Linked DNA regions of Homo sapiens: region 2 is linked to region 1. Evidence: chromatin loops called from intact Hi-C (ENCODE). Cell type or tissue: ascending aorta. All regions are shown on one strand.

The links. Hi-C counts contacts between places; a loop is a spot of excess contacts. Peaks named below come from ENCODE experiments on the same cell type or tissue, not always from the same donor. Only the 100,000 strongest peaks of a DNase experiment are listed, where the experiment ranks them.
Region 2: it touches region 1 in a loop (16-fold over the local background); 62 of 110 quality-filtered maps call a loop at or near these places.

Annotation. Positions count from the first base shown.
Region 1 is chr6:146,699,238-146,701,737 of GRCh38, reverse strand. It overlaps ADGB (androglobin), which reads right to left. Exons shown (of 36, transcript NM_024694.4): 13 at 668-797. Among named protein-coding and RNA genes, the nearest start is that of ADGB, 100 kb to the right of the region's middle. In ascending aorta, a CTCF peak has its summit at 1,445 (motif pointing right); a DNase peak (open chromatin) is centred at 1,537.
Region 2 is chr6:145,931,741-145,934,240 of GRCh38, reverse strand. SHPRH (SNF2 histone linker PHD RING helicase) reads left to right here. Exons shown (of 30, transcript NM_001042683.3): 14 at 1,063-1,184. Among named protein-coding and RNA genes, the nearest start is that of SHPRH, 31 kb to the left of the region's middle. In ascending aorta, no CTCF peak of the experiment used is centred here; no DNase peak of the experiment used is centred here.

The DNA.
Region 1 (2,500 bases):
ATGTTCCTTATCAATAATTCTCAGTTAATTAATATGGAGAAAAAGATGAGTTGTTTTCAACCTGTTAGAGTTTTAAAAAATTGTTAAGGGGAGCCATAGCACGTAAAGGGTTATGAACCCTGAAACTAAAGAAACTCTTGTACCTGTTTCAAGGGACATTTGAGAAAAATCATGGTACCGTTGCTTACAATAGTAAGAAACAAAAAGCAAGAATAGTGAGAAAGAATATTTCTTACAATAGAAACAAGAAGCAACTAATACAGCCACTAACACTGTGATAGACTAAAAACCATTTGTAGCATAATTTTATACAATAAATACCATTGGTTAGTGAAATGAACAGGACATGAAACAAAAGGGAGGAATCTCACAAACAAGATGTTACATTATAATTGGCAAAATGAGAAAAATATGAAGTTGTTTAATACCAAAATCTGAGTGGCCGACAGAAAATACAACCAAGAAGAAACACACAGGGGACTTCTATAGCAGATGACTATTTTCTAACCTAGGTGATAGATACATAAGAGATTTATTTTAACACTATTCTTTATACTGTTCAGATCCATGTTATACATTCTTTTGTATGTATAGTATGTTTCACAATGTAAGGAAAAAAATCTTGTCTCATTAAGAGTTGGGCCAACAGTAAGAGTAACATAGTCACCTGAGATGTAGCTTTTGTTATTTGACTCAAGTCTGTCTGGCTATGTGTTGCAGTTTCATCAGTTTCACTGACGGAAGGTAAATCAGATCCTGGAGGTATTCCTTTCTTAATTAAGGAGCGCACAAAATGCCTAAAAGGAAAACAAAACCCCAAACTTCTGTTATTTTGATCTTCTGTTTAAAGTTATTAATAAATAACTGCATTTTTGTCAACAATAGAAAGTTCTGATTGTGTTCTATTTGTCATTCTCATTCTTTTACTACCAGTAATGTTTTTTACCTCATGTTAAAACATTGGATATCTTTCTATGCTACTAAAAATACTGTATATTAGTCAACAAATTGATGTAAAAATTCTAGAACACTATTTGTTTCAAAGCTTTGGTGGTCATCTTTGAATTTTGATGATCAAAACAGAAATTTGATATGTGGAATTGATTTAATTATCAGAGTGATGTATCAGTGAAACAGAACTAGGAGTCAGAAATTTAATTATGAGTCTTGAGCACTTAAGTTTATAACTGTGACATTCATACCAGCTACCCGAGCATACAGTCTTCCTTTCAAGTAATTGGCTGATATGACTCCAAATTGCCCTTGCCATCGCTAGAATTTTATAGGTACGTAAAGACATTTTTGTAGTATATGTATTTTTTAAGTAAGTGTGTTTTAAAGATAAATTCCATGTACATAGACTTCATCAACTTGGATATTTTTTCCAGTTAGTGATCTGTAAAAATTCACTTGTAACTAAACGTCTCTGATTTACACAAAACTGCCACTAGAGGGTAGCACAAACTTGGTTGAGTCTCCAATTCTACCAGACATGGCCAGGAGCCAAGAATGGGTAAACCTGGAGTGTTGCTACAAAGACAGTGTTCCTAAGACAGAAAGTTGTGATAGCAGTCACTTTCAAAGGCTCACTAAAAAACAGGCTTGCTCTTATGTTGATCTGCGACAGCAAAGCAGGACAAGGGGCATGTCTATCACGTAGGATGAAATGCCATCCACATATCTCTGATTTGGCTCTGTCAGAGATGAATATGTAAATGAACTAATAACAGATTCAAGCAGTGAATAGATTAGTCGAATCCAATCAGGTGATGAAGCCACCTGTATCTGGGTATTAGAATTTCATGTACTTTAATCAAGTAATACAGCTGAAAGAAGATAAAAAGTAAGTAACTCAGGGAATTTAGGTTATGAAACTAATCCATTTGGGGTCCCTATTGGCATAGAGATTCTAAAAGGCTGGCTATGACTATTCAAATTGTAAGAAAATTTGTCCTTGAGGTCTGCAGTTCTATTTCTTACAACCCACAAATCTCTGATATGCAAACTCAACTAGCTGAGAGATAAACAAAAATTATTTTGAATAGCAAAATCATCATCTTAGAGAGTGTGGTGGTGAATTTTAGGTGCCATCTTGGCTGGCTTGAGGGCTGCCTAGATGACCAGTAAAACATTATTTCTGGGTGTGTCTGTGAGAGTGCTTCCAGAGGTGATTGGCGTGCGAGTCGGTGGATTGAGAGAAGATCCACCCTCAATGTAGATGGGTGTCATCAAATTACACCCATCTTCTGCCTGGGCAGAAGAAAGTGACAGAGGAAAGGTGAATTCACTTTCTCTCCTGGAGCTGGGATGCCCTTCTTCTCCTGCCCTTAGACATCAAAAGTCCAGGGCTTCTGCCCTTCGGACTCTGGGACTTGCACCAACAACTCCCTGGATTCTCGTTACCTTTGTCTTCAGACTGAGAGTTACACCATCAGCTTCCTGGGTTCTGAGGCCTTTAGATTTGGACTGAACCACGTGCTACTGACCTCCCTGGTTCCCC
Region 2 (2,500 bases), 770 kb after region 1:
CCCCTCTCAGCCTCGTGCTGGGATTACAGGCGTGAGCCACCACGCCCGGCCTGTTTTATGTTTTTGTAGAGACAGGGCCTCGCTATGTTGCCTGAGCTGATCCTGAACACCTGGCCCCAAGCAGTCCTCCTGTCTCACCCTCTCAAACTGTTGGGATGACAGGCATGAACCACCACACCTGGCCTTGAACACTTCTTTTAAAATTAGGATTATTGTTGAGGTTTTTTTTAAAATTATTTTGTTATTTAGGGTTTTGGCTGTACTCCAGATATGAAAGGCTTTTGCTCTTATTTTATTTCATAGTTCCCACATCAGGGAGTTAGATTACCGTTAAATATTTTCTATCTCTCTGATTATTCATTCTGAGAACATTAAGAAATTTGTGTTCATAATACTCTATTGTCCCAGAAAGTTTTTGTGAATCAGACTGCAACTCAGGAACTGGCCTTTGGCTATAAGAGATAGAAAGAGGATTCAGTTTTGTCTTTGCTTTTAAGCAGGTTATAGACAAATAAGGGAAATGATGAAAATTATAGATTTCTAAAATATGAAGTGAACATAGTAAATTTCAAAAGATATATGAACAAATTGCTGTGTACAGTTAGAGTCCGAAAACAATTTATATATGAATGGTTAAGGTTAGACAGCCTTTTGAAGGAATGGCATTTAACCTTAGAGGATCTTCATTTTTTACTGATTAAAAAAATATTCAGGCTCAAAGAGGTTTTCTAATTAAGTTGCAGTGCTGGGATTCAGAGTCAGTCTTACATGTTAATACCTGTAATGTTTCAAATATGTCATGCTGTACTTTGTACTTGAGGAAGATTTTTCTAGTTTCATTCTCCCTTTACTGAAATGGGAAAAACTTAAAGAAGGATGTGATCAAATAAAGGTACTTATGTGGGAAAAAATAATGGTAAAAATTGAGGCGAAAAAAAATGCTAGAGATACCACAAAAACTGCGAGTCTCATACACTCTTGATCATGTGAGATATAACACTCCCACTGAAGTCACACTTGGGATTTTCTTTCTAGTTTTGAACAGTCTACCTTTTCTTTTAGCACCATGACAATGGAAGAGCTGCTGACATCTTTGCAGAAGAAATGTGGAACTGAATGTGAAGAAGCACATCGACAGCTAGTTTGTGCTCTCAATGGCTTAGCAGGCATTCATATTATTAAAGGTAGAAGGTGATTGCTTTATCTCTGATTCTTTCAAACACTTCCTGAGGAAGGTTAATTATAGAAAAAATAGATTTTGATTTTTGGGGGGGGGATTTTTCCCCCAAAAAGATACTCTCACACACTACTGAATATAGTTTAAATAGGTTCAACTTAATATAGAGCAGTTTCATAGAACGTTTTGAAAACCTTCAAAGTTTACATATGATTTAACCAAACATTTCCATTTTTAGTTCTTTTTTAAGGAAATGAGGATACACAGATTTCCCTTGAAGTTGTTAATCTTAGACTTTAATAGTTTAATAGTAAACAACTGTAAACAGTCAAAATGATTAGAAATAGAAAAATGGTTAAATTTTGACACATTAAAGGAATTATTGTTCATTGGTTTAAAAATAATAGTTTGTGGGATCATTTTTTCAGCAAATATTTGTGTGCCACATCTGATCTAGGTAACGATGATATGGTAAATAAAGTAACTCTGATCTTGCAGACCTTAAATTCTTACAGAGGGTGACAAGTACACACACACCCTCCCACACACACACACAGAACGTATATGTGTAAAGTTATAGTGTTATATATTATGCACAAAATTAAAGCAGGTTAGAAAGAGCATCTTATATTTACATGGAAGAGTATTAGTGGCTTCTCCATCTCTCACGGATCACTTTTTTTGCATTAGGTCTAATATCTTACAAACTGTCATTTTGTATATTTTGCCTGTTATTGTAGTTTTTGCAGGGAAGAGTAAATCCATTGTCTGTTACTCTATCTTGGCTGGAAGCAAAGTTATATAACTGGCACTTTTAATAAGCACCATATAGACACACCTTTCCATATAAATATGAGAAACATTAAAACTGTATTCCATAGATTCAAGAGTGAAGATGAAACATGTTAAGTAGAAACCTTGAAAACATGCAATCAAACTTCTGGAAATCAAAATTTCAATGTCTAATATAGAAAATTCACTTAATAAATAGAAGATTAGACACCGCCTAAGAAAAAAATCAATAAAGTCAAAGTATAGAATAGCAATAGAAACTCTCCAACATGAAAAACGAAGAAGACTGAAAATTTTGAAAAGAGCCTCAGTGAGGTTGTGGACAACTTCACATGGCCTAATATAAATGTATTGGAGTCCCCAAAGGAAAAAAAAAAAAAAGAAATATATTGTGGGTTTTATATCATGTAAATGTACAATGTGTAAAAGCAATGATACAAAGTCTGTGTGGGGAGACGTGGATGTATAATATTGTAAGATTATTATCCTATATATGAAGAGGTATAATATTATATGAAGGTAGACTGTGTG